4 separate regions of the Homo sapiens genome follow, and all the other regions are linked to region 4. A link is a contact called in ENCODE Hi-C or POLR2A ChIA-PET data. All regions are on one chromosome and are shown on one strand. The core of a region is the stretch at or near the end of the contact, and the rest is flanking DNA. Distances in the headings are between cores, read along the strand shown.

Region 1 (5,406 bases), core at 2,188-4,687, 400 kb before region 4:
GATACATGATTTCATATCTTGGAAATATCACTTTGACTTGTTAATTTCCACACCTGGGCAGGGTGTGATGTGAAAATGAATACTCTTTGTTCTTTTAGTAAAATGAACAGACTCGGAGGAAGGCATGGAAAGTTTAAAGTGTCATTATAAAGAGAAAGGAGATTCTGTAAGCCTTTAGCTCCCAGTCCTCTTCACTGAGAAGTCGAAATGTATCATTTCTCTCATCCTTGATGTTAGTGTGAACCTAGCTACTAGTTTCCCTCTTTCTTCTGCTGAGATAGTGCTTACACCCAAGGCGCTGATTCTGTTTCTGATTCTTAGCCACTGGGCAAGATTTACTACTTGGATTCAACTTATGAATGAACATATTTCAATCTTATAGTGATTTTAATATTTCTTTATCGTTAGTAAGAACTTAAAAATCATGAGGATATAATGTTATTAGTGATAAATTTTATTTTACTTTTTTGGAACCAGAACTGCCAGATGAGGATTCTATTTTTTTATTTTTTTTATTTTCATTGTTTTGAGACAGAATCTGGCTCTGTGGCTCAGGCTGGAGTGCAGCGGTGTGATCTCAGCTCACTCCAACCTCCACCTTCAGAGTTCAAGTGATTCTTGTGCCTCAGCCTCCCGAGTAGCTGGGATTATAGGTGTGTGCCACCATGCCCAGATAATTTTTGTATTTTTAGTAGAGACGAGTTTTCACCATGTTGGCCAGGCTGGTCTCGAACTCCTGGACTCAAGTGATCAGCCCACCTCAGCCTCCCAAAGTGCTGGGATTACAGACGTGAGCCTATAAACTGAACCACACCCGGTTCAGTTAAAAATTTTAGAACAGGATTTGTAAATTTCCTAACTACATGCATATGACATTCACCTACTGCAATGACAGCAATAACATTTCTTTTTTTCCTTTTTTCTTTTTTCTTTTTTTTTTTTTTTTTTTGAGACAGTCTTGCTCTGTCGCCAGGCTGGAATGCAATGGCGCGATCTCAGCTCACTGCAATCTCCGCCTCCCAGGTTCAAGCGATTCTCCTGCCCCAGCCTTCTGAGTAGCTGGGATTACAAGCGCACTCCACTACACCCAGCTAATTTTTGTATTTTTACTAGAGATGGAGTTTCACTGTGTTAGCCAGGATGGTCTCGATCTCCTGACCTCATGATCCGCCCACCTCGGCCTCCCAAAGCGCTGGTATTACAGGCGTGAGCCACTGTACCCGGCCAACATTTCTTTTTAACTAGTGGATAAAATATGAAATTAAAAGGAAAAGTCTGTATCTAAGGTAATATATATTTTAAGGTTTTTCCTATGATCATTTAAAAATTGGCTTCTCTGGTTTAGATCCCAGTTTGGAAAATCAGATATAAAAGACATTTTGGGAATTGGGAGAAAATTTGAACATGGACTGAATGTTAGGTGATATTAAGGGGTTAGTATTAATTTTGTTCAGTGAGATAATATTATTTTAGCTATGAAGGAAAATGTTTTTACATTTTAATGACATATGCTAAAGTATTTATGGGTGGGATATTACTATGTCTCCAATTTGTGATGGCAAAAGATCACTCCTTAGATGGCTTGGCAGTCACTCTGAAGGGGAAAAACACAACTTTACAGGGTGAAATCTGGGAGTTACCACCTAAACCCAGTGACCAATTTTGGCATCACCAAAAGAGAGACACTAAATTATGTACCTCTTGATATACATAAATACATATATACATATGATACATGTGAGTTACATACATATATATATGTATGTATGAAGTACAGCCTTGTGTCTGTATTTGTATCAGCCTTGTATCTGTACAGCCTTGTATCTGAAGTATTGCTGCCAAGATGTTTAATCTACATTTTTTTTTTTGAGACAGGGTCTCACTCTGCGCCCAGGCTGGAATGCAGTGGCATGATCTTGGCTCACTGCAACTCTGCCTCCCGGGTTCAAGCGATTCTCCTGTCTCAGCCTCCCAAGTAGCTGGGATTACAGGCACCTCCCACCACTCCTGGCTAATTTTTATATTTTTAGTAGAGATGGGGTTTTGCCATGTTGGCCAGGCTGGTCTCGAACTCCTGACCTCAGGTGATCCGCCCACCTCAGCCTCCCAAAATGTTGGGATTACAAGCGTGAGCCACTGCACCCGGCCGACAAATAGTCTTAAAATGGGAATACTTGGCCGACAAATAGTCTTAAAACGGGAATATCTGGCCGGGCGTGATGGCTCACGCCATCTCATAAAACAAAACAAAAAAGAAACTGGAATACCTAATATAAAGGTTTTACTACACAAGAGGAAGGGGAAGATAGCTACAATCAGTATTTTATGAGCACTTACCACACGCTAGGCACCATGCCACGTGTTGGAGATACTGCAATCAACAAGTGGCCCCTGCATAGTGGAATGTACTGTCTGGAGTGAAAGACAGACAAAAACATGCAAACAGACAAATAACACAAATAACATGAGTTTGGAGAGTAATTCCTCTGATGGAAGAAACAAACAAGCACTACGGAGAAGAACAACAGTTGTGATGGTCAGAAAAGGGATCTCCTTGAAGGCACATGCAGGCTGTGTCTTATAAGAGAAGCAGGAGTCAGCCAGAGGGAAGGTAAAGAGAAGAGCTATCTAAACAGAAGCAGCTGTGTGCACAGAACTCCTGGGGGGGAGATGGAATAAGGAAAGCCAATGTGATTCAGGTGTAGTGAGCAAGGAGGACTGTGACACAGGGTGAACTAGAGAAGTAGCTTTCAGGTCACGGCAAAAAATTTAATTTTTTTCCCCCAAAGTGCAGTGAGTAGCCATATTCCACAATATTCTTTTTTTTTTCTTTTCTTTTGTAGAGATGGGGTGTCATTATGTTTCCCAGGCCTGTTTTGAATTCCTGGTCTCAAATGATCCTCCTGCCTTGGCCTCACAAAGTGCTGGAATTACAGGCATGAGCCACTGCACCTGGCCAACGATATTCATTAATTTAAGGAAATTCCACTTTTAAGAATACTTAGGGCATTTGCTAATACACTAAAAGCTTAAGAGTCACAACTACATGTCTTACACTCCAGCCATACTCAACCACTCACTGGGACCCTTTCAGTTCTATTTGGATGCCTCCCACCTGCCAATAGAGCAAATTGATACTCATCTGGGGTATTAGGAATCTATTGCTGTATAACAAATTATCCCAAAAGGTAGTGATCTAAACCAATGATAAACATTTATTACCTCACAGTTTCTGGGGTTGGGAATTCTGAGTGGCTTAGCTGTATGGTTCTAGTTCATGGTCTCACATGCAGTTGCAGTCAAGATGTTGGCTGAGGCTGCAGTCATCCAAAGACCTGACTGGGACTGGAGGAGCCACTTCCAAGATGGCTCACCCACGTGGCTGTTGTGGGCAGGAGGCCTTACTTTCTTGCCATGTAGTCATCTTCATAGATCTGCTTGAGTGTCCTCGTGACATGGCAGCTGACTTCCTTCACAGTGAGTGATCCAAGGAAGAGAGTAAACAGGAAACCATAATGCTGCTGATAACCTCATCTTTGAAGTACACTGTCACTTCTGCCATTTTCTATTAGTGTCACTAGTAGACAGCACAAAGAAGTTGACACCAAGTGCTGTGGCTCATGCCTGTAATCCCAGCACTTTGGTAGGCCAAGGCAGGCAGATCATCTGAGGTCAGGAGTTCGAGACCAGCCTGGCCAACACAGTGAAACCCCGTCTCTACTGAAAATACAAAAACTAGCCGAACATGGTGGTGGGTGCCTGTAATCCCAGCTACTTGGGAGGCTGAGTGTCACTAAGTCCAGTCCACACTCAAAGGGAGGGGAGTTAAGTTCCACCTCTTGAAAGGAGAAGTATCTAAAAATTTGTGAACATATTTTAAAACTACCACATTTGGTGACCCAGCTCAAATGTCATCTTCTATGTGAAGCCTTTCTTGATTTTCCTGAGCAGACCTAGTCATTCTCTTCTCTCAGTTTTCACAGCATGTCATTTCTATTCCTTAAAGCTCTTGTCTTTTTAACTGTAATCAATTGATTTACATGCTTGTCTTTCAACTAGCCTGGAAGATGCTTCAGGCCAAGATAATGTGTTTTATTAATCATTTGTATCCTCAATCTGCTCATTAGTGAAATCCTAGGAACACTACGAAATACTACCTTCCACCACTCCTAACACAAGTTTTTAAAAGATCCCTTCGCACTTAATGCTTTTCTTGCTTTTTCATATTCTTGGTTTACTCTCCCTCTCCCTTCTGAACTAGAAGACAATTTCAAAAATAAGACTGTATTAGTTATCATTTTTAAAAATTCTTTATAATGACAAAGACAATGCTCTGCATTACAGTAATAGATTTTTAAAAGAATTAAATAAGAGAAGCCCCTTTAGAGTTAAAAAAATATTTCTAACTTCTTTAATAATCAGAATATCTAATGGCTATCTCGGTTCTATGTAAACCCTAACAAGAAAAAGATAACCTCAGTTCATAATGCATAAAACATGCAGCACTGAGAAAAAAGACCTCTGAAGTACAGGGGTGTTCTATTCTGTTTTGTTTGCTTCCTTATTGTTTGGGAGAGGAGACAGCTAACAATGAAGCTTTCTTTAGCATTCAGTGGAAAGAACGTCAAGAAATCTTGTTTTTATTTTCTCTTGAAAAATGAGAAGCCATATTCCCTCCCATAGTTACAAAGTATCATCCTGTCCTTGATCTCTGTTTCTAGAATGTTCTCAATTCAGATGGTTTTTATCTAGATTCAGTTGGAGGCCTGGATGGCCTTGGTTCTGATAACTAGAAATCTTGTGACAATCTCAGAAGTCTTCTGGGGCAGATTTCTTTGGTTTTGGGACAAGATTTGACCAGCCCTGAATCTGTGACAGGTCTGGGAGGGGCAGGGGAAGAAATGAGCAGAACCTGGAACAAGGTCTACACCTCCGCCCCCTTACAACTTGACTAGGAAGTTCTTTCTGATGGTCCCTCATTCAAGAGTCAAGATTACTACACATTAAAATTTTAAAAAGACAATGGAAGAGCTCCCAGCAAAATAGCCTATGTGGCAGTTTAGAGGGTGACTTTCTTCTCAAAAAGAGAAAGTGGATGTAAACCAACTCTTCTCCTTTCTTTCTCTGACCTGTAAAGGCAGAACTGCCTGGACAGGACAAAAATGCCTGATTTTACTGAACAATCCTATTTCTTTCTCTTCTTTTCTCTTTCTTTCTTTCCTTCCTTCCTTTCTTTCTTTCTTTTTTTTCAAGACAGAGTTTCGCTCTTGTTGCCCAGGCTACAGTGCAATGGCACGATCTCGGCTCACTGCAAACTCCATCTCCCGGGTTCAAGCGATTCTTCTGCCTCAGCCTCCCGAGTAGCTGGGATCACAGGCGTGCAGCACCACACCCAGCTAAGTTGTA
Region 2 (5,073 bases), core at 1,904-4,403, 470 kb after region 4:
TTCCATTTTACCCATTTGAGTGATGTGCTTCACATTGAACTATCTCCTCCCTACCCTACACCCAAAATATGTGCTTGTCTAATGGCTACTCTTTACTGCAGTATTAATTTTAAACCAAAACTTTAAATGTTTGGGCTATAAGCATGTCTTCCCCACGGTTTTCTATCCCTCCCAAACCAGTTTTTATGGGATTTTAATCTAACACAACACATTGCACCATAGTCTGTATTCAACTAAAACTTCTACAGAAAACGTGCACTATAGTCCTTCAATCTTTCTCTCAGAAAGAAGTCTACTCTACGAAACATAAAACATGGCACCAGCCACCATTCCTGTTGAATAGGTGGTTTCATTGTAGCTAGCAGACCATATTATCTTCTCTTATCAAAATTTAGTGCCAGTCCTTTTCATTTTATTTACCTATTTGGTCTTAGAAGAAAAGACATTGGCTTAATCATCCTGACTTTTGAAATTAACTCATCTTGTCTGAACATGGATGCTAGTTCCAATGAGAACTCCTAAATGTACAACAGTAACTTTTAAACTGCAAAGCTGAAATTGGCAATTTCAATATTTTCTCATTAGCTTATCATATCATCATCATCATCCTCCTCATCAACTGCACATTCTAAAAGTAAAGTTTGATTAACCTGTTATCTTGGTTTTTACCTTTTTTCAACTCCACTAAAAATGCAATCCAGAACAACAACTGCTACTGGTAGTGGTATACCTTATAAACTTCAATTAATTTGTGTTGTTCCCCATGAAAGAAACTTACTATTCTGAATTCCCAAAGCATTCATATTGTACCCAAAGAACACTCTGAAGAATAGCATAGCAGATTTTGTCTTTTTAAATGGTTTTCGTTTACTTTGTTCTCCATTGTTTATAAAGCTATTTTAAGAGCTGGAAATTACATTTTCCCCTGATAATTTTGTCTTTTACCATCTGGCAAACAATGGTTTTTATAGTTTTGAATAGATCTGAAATTATCATGGTTTCTGTTGTTGTTGTTGTTCAATAAATTCAACTTGTATACAGCCCAGTATCCTGCCCTTTAAACTTCTCTTTTGGGTGCATGGGCACAAGATCACCAGTTTAGAGAGTAGAACCTACAAGCCAACTGGAGCCAAACAGAATACAGACTTGACGTATCTTTCCCATCAAACAAGGATGAAGTCCAAATGACTATGCCCCATTAAGCAAAACAACAAAGGCAGCACACTTTGGGTCTAACACCTTAATTTTTGTTTTAAATATAATAAGCACTGGTAAGTTGTCATACTCACCCATGGCAGTGTTGTAGGCATTAGGAAAACTTTTGTCTGTTCTCTGTCTCATGAAGACCCAGCTGTTGTTCTCAAATTTGCATTCTATAATTTTGTTGTCATACTGTTTCAGCTCTTTTGTCACCTGTTTTGAAAGAGAATTGAGGAAAATATTTAAATAACTTGAAAGGCTTTTTGCTTCTACTATGTGACAGGCACATTAGGAAATGATAAAAATACCTCAGTAACTCTTCATGCAGAGAGCTCTTTGTCATCTGAAGTATCTAATCAAGCTTAAGGTATGGTGTGCACTCCCTTGTACACATGCTCACTTATCCGACATTTTATAAATAATTGTGAAAATGGCTGTCAATATATAGCAATTAAAAGAAGCTAGGCAGAAACCAGCCATGCTGGGCCAAATGCAAATATGTTACCATGGGGACCAATACCTTCAATATTGTCTGTGTCTCTACGGCTTTCAGAAATTGAGTATACTGCCTAGGTTTCATCAACTTTCAGAAAGGTCTAACCATCTAAATTCCTATGTTAAAATCTAAGAAATGCCGTGTACTAGTTAAATGAAAAAGTTACATATCAATAGTGAATACTAGGATCAAATTCAGGCAATGTACATCCTAAATATTTTGCTTTCCAAGCAGTGACAATTAACCAACAATCTAATCTTCAGGAAACTTAGCCTTTCCATCCCCAAACTAGTACAAATTTACAGATGAAGCTATTTGTGACATTAGTTGATGGGTTTTTTGGCTTCTTCACCTCAGATGACTGAATATGGATACTCTATCAAAGCTAACAAGTATCCATGGTAACTACGAACCTTTTAAAAGATATTTCACTGGGCTGTGAGAATGGTTTTCATAAATAGGAACCTAAGCTTATCTTTGTAGTTTTCAAATCAAATGCCAGTCATGGTAATATTTTAATTCTGTCCTCATCTTTCATGGCTAACAACTTTTCCTCACAATATGGTAGACTGCAATCATTTAACTTCATTAGCATTATCTGAAACATTCTCATTTTTCTACCCACATATTCACTACCACCTAGGAATATGACGAGAAGTAAGTTTTTAAAAGATGCTTTCAATTCGCAGATTAGGCAGCACATGTCTTCATAAAAACTTTCAAACTATATTCCTTTCCCTTTACATTTGATTGTACCATCTGCATTTTCAACAAATCCAACAGGTGCAATACACTCAGTGGTTTTGGAACTAGACATGCCCAAAAAAGTGATATTCCAAGTAGCAAACTTGCCAAATTTATCCTCAAATATTCATTATTTTAGTCTCAATTCTCTTGCCTTGCTTTCTAGGGACCCATTCTTTTATTTTGGAAACACTGTGTATATGCAAGTATTGGACAACTCATTCAGTTAGGTAAACACAGTTTTGCTATACCACATGTAAGGTCTAACAGAAATAAGTTTCTAAACCTTTCAGTGTCTATTTCCTAATTTCTAAAATGGGGAACAAGTTCCTAATTTACTGGGTCACTGAAAGAATAATAATTGAAAGTGCCTGGGACATAGAACAATCAGTAAAATTGTTAACCAAATATAAAATTAGGCAATGAAACATTGCTTTTTAAAATCTGTGGTAAAAAAACATTGAATTTTCCATCTTAACCATTTTTAAGTGTACAGTTCAGCAATGCTAAGTGTATGTCTAGAACTTTTCCATCTTGCAACACTGAAATGCTATACTCCCTAAACACTAATTGCCCCCCTTCCCCTCTACCCAGACCTTGATAACTGCCTTTCTACTTTCTGTTTCTATGATTTTGACTACTTTAGATACTTCATACGAGTATTAACAGAATCACACACTATTTGTCCTTTTGTGATTGGCTTGTTTCACTTAGCATAATGTCCTTGAGGTTTATTCATGTTGTAGCATGTGACAGAAATTCTTTCTTTTTAAAGGTAGAATAATATTCCACTGTATGTATACACCACATTTTCTTTAGCCATTCATCTGTCAATGGACACGTGGGCTGCTTCTACCTCTTGGCTATTTTGGATAATGTTGCAAAGAACGTGGGTGTGAAAATATCTCTTTGAGATCCGGTTTTAAATTATTTTGGCTATACACCCAGAGGCAGTATCACTGGATCATAATTTTATTTTTAATCTTTTGAGGACCCCTTTGTTTTCCATAATGGCTGCATCAATTTACATTCTCACTAACAGTATGCAAGGGTTCCAATGTCACATCCTTAACACCTGTTAGTTTTTGTTCCTTTTTTTTTTAAAAAAAATTGACGCCCATTGTTTACTGTGCTCTAATTTAAACTTTTTGTTCTTTCATAGTGGCCATCCTGATGGTGTCAGGTGCTATCTCATTGTGGTCTTGATTTGCATTTCACTAATGACTGAGAATCTTTCCATGTGCTTATTGGCTGTATACTTTCTTCAGTATACTTTCTTCAGTATACAAGAAACTTTGTCAATTTTTTTAATTGGGTTGTTTATTGTTGTTGAGATGTAGGAGTTCCTTATATATTCTGGACATTAACTTCTTATCAGATGTACAATTTGCAATTATTTTCTCCCATTCTGTAGGCTGCCTTTTCACACTGCTGATTGATTCCTTTGATGTACATAAGTTTTTAACTTTGATGTAGTCCTCTTTGTCTATTTTTTATTTTGTTGCCTATGATTTTGGTGTTGCACACAAGAAATCATTGCCTAATCCAATGTCCTAAAGATTTGTCCTGGCCGGGCACAGTGGCTCACGCCTGTAATCCCAGCACTTTGGGAGGCCGAGGTGGGCAGATCATGAGGTCAGATCGAGACCATCCTGGCTAACACAGTGAAACCCTGTCTCTACTAAAAATACAAAAAGATTAGCCGGGCGTGGTGGCAGGTGCCTGCAGTCCCAGCTACTCGGGAGGCTGAGGCAGGATAATGGCATGAACCTGGGAGGCGGAGCTTGCAGTGAGCTGAGATCGTGCCACTGCACTCCAGCCTGGGCAAGAGAGGGAGACTCCATCTCCAAAAAAAAGATTTCTCCTATGTTATCTTTTACAAGTTTAATAGTTTAAGGTCTTATGTTTTGGTCTTTATTTTTGTGTTAATTTTTGTATATGGTGTAAGGTAGGGGTTCAACTTCATTCTTTTGCATGTGGATATTGCTTTCCCAACACTGTTAGTTGAAGATATTGATTGTCCCTTCCCATTGTGTAGTATTGGCGCCCTTGTGGCAAATCATTTGGCCATATATGCAATGATTTATTTCTGGGCTCTCTATTCTGCTCCATTGATTTGTATCTCTATCTTTATGCCAGTAATTAAGTATGCCATCTAAATTAGATGCTTTGAAGTATGTTTTGAAATCAGGAAGTGTGAGGCCTCCAACTTTGTTCTTTCTCAAGATTGTTTTGGCCTTTTGGGGTCTATTGAGATTCTGTATGAATTTTAAGATAGTTTTTTAATTTCTGCAAAAAATACTATTGGGATTTTGATAGGGGTGGAATGCATTTTAGTAGTATAGATGTTTTAACAATATTAAGTCTTCCAATCCACAAGCACCAATGTCTTTCTATTTATTTGTATCTTCTTTGATTTCTTTCAGCAAGAAACACTGCTTAATTAAAAAAAAAAAACCTTAGAAGTAAATTTACTAAAGGAACCATGATGACATAGGAAGGCTGACTTTGAAAACAGCTGTCAAGAAAATTTTATCATATGTACTTTACAAGAATGGCTTGCTAGTCAACAATGTGTAGTCTGCACTTTTGCTGACTAGCAACTGTGGTCTTTATCATATAGCTTATCATTC
Region 3 (4,966 bases), core at 409-2,908, 500 kb after region 4:
CTGAAGAGTCCCCTTATTTTCCTTATCATTGTATTAGTCAATCCTGAAGTATTTATTCAATTAGCAGCCCCTATGCTGTAGACATTAAACTCCATAAAGGCAGGGACCATTTCAGTCTTATTCACCACTTGAATCCCAGTGCCTATCAAAGTACTTGGCACATAAAGATGCTTAATGAATGTCAGTTTAATGAGTGAATGATGCATAACATGTGGTAGGTATTAATTAAATGTCATTTATCGAGCAATAAAGGCCAGTGCAGTGGCTCATGCCTGTAATCCCAGCACTTTGGGAGGCCAAGGTGGGAGGATAACTTCAGCTCAGGAGTTTGAGACCAACATAGGCAGCATACCGAGACCCTGTCTCTACAAAAAAAAAAAAAAAAAATCCAGGCATGGTGGCATGTGCCTGTAGTCCCAGCTACTCGAGAGGCTAAGGTAGGAAGATCTCTTGAGCCTGGGAGATAGTGCAGTGAACTATGATCACACCACTGCACTCCAGCCTGGGTGACAGAGTGAGACCTTGTCTCAAAAAAAAAAAAAAGAAAAGAAAAAAAAAAAAGAGCAACAAAAATAACTGGATCTGAGGTGATGTTGAAATTGTCAATTTAACTGCCCAGTAGGCAGCTGAAGATTCAAAACTGAGGTTTTAAAAAAGAATGAGGATTGAGGATTAGAGGTGAAGAATTAAGAGTCATCTGCATATTATTATTCCAGTTACAAATGACCATGACAAAGCTGTGACATTACAGTTCACCTATTTCTGAATATGTATTACATGTATATTCAGGAGAACTTAACACTATATATTTATGTTGTAAGCTCCCAAAATAAAAATTTGGATAAGGTCCCTATTAATGGAAAGAAGTAGATGAAACTATTCTTTAAGAGATTCCTCTGCATAGTATAATAAGCTGCTTGGGTTATTTTCATACCTAATAATGTATTTCTTCTATGAGACTCCCTAGAATCTGCCATTACCATGTTTCCAGTTGGATAAAAAGCTCCCAGTTCATATTAATACTGCTGTGTTAAGACGACCGGCCGGGTGCGGTGGCTCATGCCTGTAATCCCAGTACTTTGGGAGGCCAAGGCGGGTGGATCACAAGGTCAGGAGTCTGAGACCAGAGTGGCCAAGATAGTGAAACCCTGTCTCTACTAAAAATACAAAAATTAGCCAGGCACGGTGGCGGGCGCCTGTAATCCCAGCTACTCAGGAAGCTGAGGCAGGAGAATCACTTGAACCCATGAGGCGGAGGTTGCAGTGAGCTGAGATGGCGCCACTGCACTCTAGCTTGGGCAACAGAGTGAGACTCTGTCTTAAAAAAAAAAAAAAAAAAAAATAACCATGGTGAAGCTGAAATATACTGTAAGCATGATTATATACCATAAACACTCAGGTACCACAGATGAGCTCCGTGCTGTAGAGACAAGCAAAGGATCTAAATCTGCAGAATGACTTAATAGAGGAATGTGGATTATAAATCACACTACACTATTACTGCTAAGACAAAAGTGAAAATTCCAGTAAAGCACTGACAGACAAAATAGAAAGCAGAACTGATTCAGTCATTTGGGTGGAGAGACTTGAATTTACAATGAGTACAAGCTAAGTTGGAAAGAGAAGTATTTTAAGTTTCAAACCTGTTTTTCATCACTTGGTATGGCTGTGAGTGACAGTAACAAAGACTCCAGCTGCTGCCACAGTGAAGAAAGGGAGATTTTTGAGTAAAGGCAGCAGACTCATTGAAGAAAAGAAACCACTGTAAATGAAACAACACTCTTTCTGAGCATAACTGCAGCTGCTTTTTGTCATCTTGGCTGTATTCACACATACACAGCCAGTATACAGTAGCATCACATTCAAATATTTACGATCACAGGAGAAGTATATGTATTTAAAAGAAATAAAAAGTAAGTCTGTAGGTCTTTTAAACATACAAACACTGGCACTACTAGAGTGTTAATAGTGCCTTAAGGAACACACAGAAGAATTAGCTACCTTGTCATTTGAGAGAGAGAGAGAGAGAGAGAAAATAGGAATGTAATGTCAGTGAATCAAAGTACTATATCTTTCTCCAGGAGGGTGTAGAGATACCTTTAGGCTCACAGGTCAAAGCTTATGGATGTATATAATAGGATGCAAGGAACTGCCAGAATTTGACCTTGAGAAATGACAGCTGACAGCAAATCACTAACTACAAAAATATACTAATCATGGACCACTTTTCAAGGCAGTAACTGACTTAAGGACATTTAACAAATCCTGAGGCCACTGCCTTATTAAAGCACACAGCAAGAGCCTAATATGATACCCCAAATAAATGTTATATAAATTACAGAACACTTTAAGAAGGTAGGGATACTTCTAACATATCAAAGGGAAAATTTTACATAAATGCTTGCTTTAAAAAGCTACAGGGAAAATACTTCATTAAATGATGATGTTGGATAACTGAAGTAAGTATATACAGTCTGACATTTCTATAGAGGTTCTTCTTTAAAATGCACTCTTGCATGTGCTGGCTCCCGTGAAATACCTGACATTCTCAAATGTAAGTCAGCAATATTTATACAAGAACAGTGTCATAAGAACAAAAAGGGTGGGGTTGGAAAGGCAGAAAAACCTGAGTTCTAATCTCAATTCCATCATTTGCTGAATTTATGACCATGGGCAAGTTATTTAACCTCTCTGAGTTTCCATTTTCTCACATGAAAATAAAAGCAATATTTACTTAGTAAGACTGCTATAAACACTAGAAGGTATAATATGTCTTAGGCACATAATATGTGCTCAATAAAAATGATTTATTTTGCCTATTTATAAAAATACTTTTTCTTCTATACCTAGTACAATTAAAGTCATGTAATTGTTTATGCCAGAGCTAAGTTTGAAAAAATTATCTTTGATCTCAACGCAAATGTCTAACCTTGAAAATAATGTCAAAGATTATTATTTCCAAAAGGGAAGTACAAATGCGCCTTGACTTACAATACAGTTACATCCTGCTTAGCCCACTGTAAGTTGAAAATATCATTAAGTCAAAAATGCATTTAATACACCTAACCTACCTAACCTCACAGCTTAGCATAGCCTACCTTAAGTGTGCTTAAGACACTTACATTAGCTTACATTTGGGAAAAAAAATCATCTAATATAAACCCTAATTTATACTTCCTGTTGACCAGGTCTGAAAAAAAAAGGACACACACAAAAGAGAGCATAAATCCTATTTTATAACAAAGTGTTGAATGTCTCATATAGTTTACTGAATATAGTACTGAAAGGGAAAGAACGATTGTATGGGCACGGAAAGCACAGTTCTACTGAATGTATATTACTTTCACACCATCACAAACTGAAAAATCTCCACACAATAATAATGGGAGACTTTAACACCCCACTGTCAACATTAGACAGATCAACGAGACAGAAAGTTAACAAGGATGTCCAGGAATTGAATTCAGCTCTGCACCAAGTGGACCTAATAGACATCTACATAACTCTCCACCCCAAATCAACAGAATATACATTCTTCTCATCACCACACCACACCTATTCCAAAATTGGCCACATAGTTGGAAGTAAAGCACTCCTCAGCAAATGTAAAAGAACAGAAATTATAACAACCTGTCTCTCAGACCACAGTGCAATCAAACTAGAACTCAGGATTAAGAAACTCACTCAAAACTGCTCAACTACATGGAAACTGAACAACCTGCTCCTGAATGACTACTGGGTACATAACGAAATGAAGGCAGAAATAAAGATGTTCTTTGAAACCAACGCGAACAAAGACACAACATACCAGAATCTCTGGGACACATTTAAAGCGGTGTGTAGAGGGAAATGTATGGCACTAAATGCCCACAAGAGAAAGCAGGAAAGATCTAAAATTGACACCCTAACATCACAATTAAAAGAACTAGAGAAGCAAGAGCAAACACATTCAAAAGCTAGCAGAAGGCAAGAAATAAGTAAGATCAGAGCAGAACTGAAGGAGATAGAGACAAAAAACCCTTCAAAAAAATCAATGAATCCAGGAGCTGGTTTTTTGAAAAGATCAACAAAATTGACAGACCACTAGGAAGACTAATAAAGAAGAAAAGAGAGAAGAATCAAATAGACACAATAAAAAATGACAAAGGGGATATCACCACCGATCCCACAGAAATACAAACTACCATCAGAAAATACTATAAATACCTCTATGAAAATAAACTAGAAAATCTAGAAGAAATGGATAAATTCCTCGACACATACACTCTCCCAAGACTAAACCAGGAAGAAGTTGAATCTCTGAATAGACCAATAACAGGCTCTGAAATTGAGGCAATAATTAATAGCTTACCAACCAAAAAAAGTCCAGGACCAGATGGATTCACAGCCGAATTCTACCAGAGGTACAAGGAGGAGCTGGTACCATTCCTTCTGAAACTATTCCAATCAATAGAAAAAGAGGGAATCCTCCCTAACTCATTTTATGAGGCCAGCATCATCCTCATACCAAAGCCTGGCAGAGACACAACAAAAAAAGAGAATTTTAGACCAATATCCCTGATGAACACTGATGCAAAAATCCTCAATAAAATACTGGCAAACTGAATCCAGCAGCACATCAAAAAGCTTATCCATCATGATCAAGTGGGCTTCATCCCTGGGATGCAAGGCTGGTTCAACATACGCTAATCAATAAACATAATCCAGCATATAAACAGAACCAAAGACAAAAACCACATGATTATCTCAATAGATGCAGAAAAGGCCTTTGACAAAATTCAACAGCGCTTCATGCTAAAAATTCTCAATAAATTAGCTATTGATGGGGCGTATCTCAAAACAATAAGAGCTATTTATGACAAAGCCACAGCCAATATCATACTGAATGGGCAAAAACTGGAAGCATTCCCTTTGAAAACTGGCACAAGACAGGGATGCCCTCTCTCACCACTCCTATTCAACATAG
Region 4 (4,991 bases), core at 483-2,982:
TACTACTTTGCTATAGTAATTTAATGACTGAAGCTACATTTAATAACAATCTTACCAGTACTTGTATACAAAGTATTATACAGATTACTAACGAAGATATTGCAGTGGTTGCAACGATGTTACCAGCTCAACAAACATCTAACAATACAATATTCTTCTAAGAGGAAAAGTAATAATGTTAGATTTACAGACAATAAAGAGTCATGTTTCCCGCTTGAAACATTGGAAATAAATTTGAATCCAGATACAAGAAAAGGTTTCCTTTCTTGGGAACTCTGATCCCCAGTAGGCCTAGTACAGTCAATTTACATGAAGATAGCTTTTAAGATGCCACGGCAATGTAAAGAAACTCTCCCATCCGAAAATTACTGATTTGTAGGCCACTGCTCAAACATCTGACTTTTTAGAAACCTATTTACATACATTCAGCCCAAATCAGTAGATAGAATGTTTTTTTCTATATTACAATAGGCATTGTTAACATTTCATCAGAAGGCCAGTGCAAGACAATTAATTGTTAATAGCCATTGCCCAGCATTTAGGAGATTTTAAAATATCATACAAATATACAGTTAGAGTGTGAGAAATCTAATTGTGTGCATGATATGGGTGGTCTCTTTTATGGACATGAAATGGCAGAAATTAATCAACAGGACAGTAACTATAGCGCTACTCATCCAGGGCCTAATTCTCATCTGGTGGTTGGGCCTATTTCCTGCAGAGTGGATTTAGGCAGCAAAAGGTCCTTGGCATTTAATACCAGATAGACTTAACTCAAAGTGCCAGAGAGGCTTGGAAATCATCTCAAGTGTAGGACAGATGTCTACAGCATCTCTCAGATTCATATCCTTTCACATATATTTCATACAAAATAAATCAGAGGTTCCTCTTGGAGGCAGCCCTACTTGTGCAAATGAAACATTCTAGGACTGATTCATCATGACTCTGATAAAAAAAAAATGAGCAGGTTGGGAATTTGGCCCTTTCTGAACATGTGTGATGGTAAAATGCATGGTCAGGGCAAGTACATCATCCTCAGAGGAAAGTAAGATACCTCTGATGTCAGACCTTATAAAACTTACTTAAATTTAAATCATTTAAATTAATGGATCTAATTATGGGGTTAATTAATGAGTGATATTAACAAATGGTAATTCTAATGAGTATATTCATTGGGGACAATGTTTTCGTCACTTGGGTTAAGAAATGATATGAAAAGTGTCAAAGTGAATCTAACTAGTTTTAAACCTTTTTAAATGAAGGTTGTATAACATACGTGATGATATTTCACAGATATTTCTTAGAATATCAATAAGCACCAAGTTTAGTGCTGTCAGCCCCATTGTCCCTTAATTTATTATATATGATTTAGATCTTGAAAGCACAACACACTATAAAATCTACACTGCATACGCACAAATGCAGTTTCAAAAATGAATCGTGAAATTTTTCTACCATAACAAGAATTTCTCTAGCTCTTCATAGCTGTGAAAAGAGCATTGGTACTGCCTGGTGAGCTCTGAAACATGTGGATTAATGTTCAAGATGATGCAGGACAAAAGACTGGCAATTCTTAAATGCAAACTAAACCCTGGTGAGTTCTTCTTGTAAATAATCTCTCCTGTCTTTAGAAAGAGATCTTACTAATCCTCTAGCACCCTGAGCCTTCATCTGCACATGACAGAGAGGTAAAGTAAGGGAGCCAGCAGGCAGATTCAAGGTGTGCAGACAGACAATGCAAAGTATCTCATAAGCCACATCCTGCCTTAGAGCGTGAACCGTAAGAAGGGGAACTGCCCCATCAGGCTGCTTGGGTATCTCGAGAGCTAGAAATCACCAGATAGATGCCAGCTCTGTACTTCACTTCAGACTATGTAAACCTTGGGGCCTTGTAGGAGTCATGTTTTATCTGTATAAGAAGAGATTATAATTAAAATTTGTCAGGGTTAAGTAGATTCTTCAGCAATATCATTCCTTACTGGAAAAAGGCCCAACAAGCACCCATGGCGCCATTAAGGAGCATGAGACCGGGGTGTAAGAAGAAAGCAGCTGTGTTTATCTTCATGCTTGAGTGTATCTTGCTAACCACGAGCAAAGGAGAGATTTGTTCCTTAGCCCAAACCTACCAAGACAGAGCTGGGTGCTCAGCTGTCACCAAGGGCATGTGGGCAAAGCACAGATACAGCATAGCTAGACGTCAATGCCAAGTGTATCGGTTCTTCACTGCCGTTGTGTGTCTCATCCACTGTCTGATTCAGCTTTTTTAGCCACATGGGCTGGGTGTGATAGTCCTACTTTAACGTGATGTATATAGTGCATACTATCTACACACGCTATTGAAAAATGTTACCATTGTTTTTCTGTAGAACTGTCTTCCTTTTAGTGACTGACATATTGCTCAATATTCGGTGCTCAGAAACCAAAGTACTCTCCTTTCCTGGCAATAACACTACAAATACATCCCTTCCTTGGATGCCTGTCATTATTTTTTGCTAAGCACTGGTCTTGTGTAATACCTAAAGGTCAATTTAGTAATACTTGATCCAATCTCTTAAGGAGGGATGGGGTGAAATTTTTGAATGGTTGGAGTCAGTATTTTTATCAACAAGATTACAGGAAGAACTCAATTTTAGAAACTGAATCCATGTGCAAGAGTGCAGCAAGTGGTAAAAGTTTATACTTGGTCACAGTTTTCTCACTTTATGACATTACTGTAACAGTTACAGGACAGAAACACACATACACACATTTATATTCACACTCACACACAGTATAATTTTACTGATCCAGACACTACTTCTTTTCAATTAAAAAAAATGAAGACTGTTGTTTGGCCACCCAGGCATGAAATCTACTTAAACCTGGAATATAGGAACACAATACTATTCAAGTAAACAGCAACTGCACAGTGATAACGATATACATTAAGATTAACACATGCTGTCTTAAGAGATCCAGTAATAGCTAAAGACTAAAGAAAGTCAGAGATGTCGCTCAAAAAAAGTCAATATGCTTTCTCTCTTCCATTCTGATTATAATCCATTAGAACAGCTATAGTCCAGAAGATAATGTGTCTTCCTATGAAAATGCAGGGCTAATAAATTTTTAAGTATGAATGAATTCTGCTCAATATTTTGAAGTCTTCAAATTCTTCTTGTTGAGGTAACAGAAAAATAAACCTTTACGGTTATTTCAGTGTCAAAATTAAATAGAGATATTTGAAGAAATATTAAGGTTTATTTCTAAAGTTATATCATGGGCAATAATATAGAAAAAAAGTGCACACATTGACACGTATCCACTGCTTGTCCATTGTTCTCATAAAAGTCTACCTTTCAGTTTTGCTGAACTAAACAAATATTAATAGCACATAAACACTGATACACATCTCACAGGACATAATACATTTTACAAAATATCTCTAGTACTATAACTTGTAAAAATGGACATCTCTGATACTACGGACAGTTACATTTCACATTATAGTGAAAGTTGTGGTTACAAAGGCATTATTCATTTGATGGCATTTTTCCATGGGTTCTTAGACTTCCAATTGTGTAGCCAAAGGTTTCCCTCCTATTTCATTGAGACTTTGAAGGATCGTTCAGTCACTTAAACAACAGGCTTTCTTCACTGTAAACCCCTGGAGAATGGAGTTTGAGTACCTAAACTATGGAAACATTAGCAAACTGATAAGTGATCATGGTGACAATCACCTTTTCATTGAGCATGGTAAAGTTAAAAAAATATAACCAAGGAGACAATAGACTCTTCTAGATTTTGAGCTTAAAAAAAAAAATTCTTTTCCTGTGCTGCCAGGGAGGCATCAGGCTCACAGAGCCTCGGCAGACGTGTCTGTGGACACAGACATGGTTACCTTGGCAATCTTGACCGTGCTCTTGATGCAGCTTTCTGCGGCCCTGTGAACACTGGCTGCATTGTTTGCGTGTTTGTGCAGGCAGTCCGAGTCCCCCATGCTGTTATCCAGAGGCTGCGCAGTGCCTTCACAAGAGGGAAACATGCTCCGGAAAGCGTGTCGCAGGTCCTTACTCCTCAGAGCATAGATGATGGGGTTCACGGTGGAGTTCAGCAGGCAGAGCATACTGCAGAATGCAAACACCGTCTTAATGAGCTTGTTCATCTTCCCAAAGACATCATACACCATGATTGCAAGCAGAGGGCCCCAGCAGATGATCAACACCACCAGGATCAGGACCAGGGTCTTGGCTAACCTAATGTCCATGCGGGCTTGGTCTGGCCGGGTCACCTGTACCTTCCCATCCTCAGACGTGTGGATGATGATGCTCTTCTGGGTGCCACGCTGAATCATGCGGACGGCGTGGCTGTGAGCCTTCCAGAGAATATACATGTACGCATACACGATGAACAGAAGCAGTACGCTGGTGACCCCGATCCAGAACATCAGGTAGGTTTCATCAATGTGTGGGAAAATGTCTGAGCAAACAGATTGCAGTTTCTCGCAGTTCCAGCCCAGGAGAGGCAGCACGGCGATCACAATGGCTATGGTCCACATCAGGCAAAACGCCACCACGGCCTTGGGCCTGGTGACAATCCTCTTATAGGCCAGGGGCCTGTGAATGGATATGTACCTGTCGATGGCTGTGAGGAACAGGCTGCCCACGGAGGCAGTGAAGGAGGCCGTGACCCCACCCAGTTTGAACAGAAACACGTTGCGGCTATCTTTGCGGTGGAACACGTGGAAGTCAATGAAGCTGTAGACAAAAATGACACTCCCCAGGAGGTCTGCCACCGCCAGGCTGCCGATGAAGTGGTAGGAAGGCCTGCAGCGGAGGCTGCGGGAGTGGAGGATGACGCACAGCACCAGGAGGTTCTCCAGGACCGTGAAGGTGCCCAGCGTGAGGGACAGGACTGCAATGGCCAGCTGCTGGCTGGGGTTCAGGACCATGAAACACTCTATGTCCATGAAGTTCTCCCCACACTGGATGTTCTCCTCATTCTCCTTGAAGGAC

The links. A loop is a pair of places that touch in the nucleus more often than their neighbours do. ChIA-PET counts read pairs that join two places held with the same protein, here RNA polymerase II (POLR2A). Pooled maps may share reads with other maps.
Region 1: a loop to region 4 is called in a pooled map, with 2.1 times the contacts of the local background. The contact joins two enhancer-like sites. A Hi-C loop is called at or near these places in 1 of 168 maps with a recorded cell type or tissue (B cell), 5 of 37 single-sample maps with no recorded cell type and 4 of 50 pooled maps. POLR2A ChIA-PET finds 5 or more read pairs at or near these places in 1 of 52 experiments (B cell).
Region 2: a pooled map shows a loop between it and region 4 (7-fold over the local background). The contact joins two enhancer-like sites. A Hi-C loop is called at or near these places in 1 of 37 single-sample maps with no recorded cell type and 2 of 50 pooled maps. POLR2A ChIA-PET finds 5 or more read pairs at or near these places in 1 of 52 experiments (OCI-LY7).
Region 3: a loop to region 4 is called in a pooled map, with 2.2 times the contacts of the local background. The contact joins two enhancer-like sites. A Hi-C loop is called at or near these places in 2 of 37 single-sample maps with no recorded cell type and 3 of 50 pooled maps. POLR2A ChIA-PET finds 5 or more read pairs at or near these places in 1 of 52 experiments (activated CD4-positive, alpha-beta memory T cell).

The regions. Positions count from the first base shown.
Region 1 is chr6:87,738,839-87,744,244 of GRCh38, forward strand. No RefSeq gene overlaps it. Among named protein-coding and RNA genes, the nearest start is that of AKIRIN2, 39 kb to the left of the region's middle. RefSeq lists an enhancer at 3,421-3,570. Within about 2 kb of position 3,438, at least 4 of the 41 ENCODE cell types and tissues checked have a DNase peak (open chromatin) inside an H3K27ac peak, as active enhancers do.
Region 2 is chr6:88,612,983-88,618,055 of GRCh38, forward strand. RNGTT (RNA guanylyltransferase and 5'-phosphatase) reads right to left here. Exons shown (of 16, transcript NM_003800.5): 15 at 1,290-1,413. Among named protein-coding and RNA genes, the nearest start is that of RNGTT, 350 kb to the right of the region's middle. Within about 2 kb of position 3,154, at least 3 of the 41 ENCODE cell types and tissues checked have a DNase peak (open chromatin) inside an H3K27ac peak, as active enhancers do; they include OCI-LY7, where a contact is called at or near this core.
Region 3 is chr6:88,640,018-88,644,983 of GRCh38, forward strand. All of the region lies in intron 14 of RNGTT (RNA guanylyltransferase and 5'-phosphatase), which reads right to left. Among named protein-coding and RNA genes, the nearest start is that of RNGTT, 320 kb to the right of the region's middle. Within about 2 kb of position 1,659, at least 3 of the 41 ENCODE cell types and tissues checked have a DNase peak (open chromatin) inside an H3K27ac peak, as active enhancers do.
Region 4 is chr6:88,140,024-88,145,014 of GRCh38, forward strand. It overlaps CNR1 (cannabinoid receptor 1), which reads right to left. Exons shown (of 2, transcript NM_016083.6): 2 at 1-4,991. The coding sequence ends at 3,833. Among named protein-coding and RNA genes, the nearest start is that of CNR1, 24 kb to the right of the region's middle. RefSeq lists a silencer at 1,645-1,804. Within about 2 kb of position 1,733, at least 4 of the 41 ENCODE cell types and tissues checked have a DNase peak (open chromatin) inside an H3K27ac peak, as active enhancers do; they include OCI-LY7, where a contact is called at or near this core.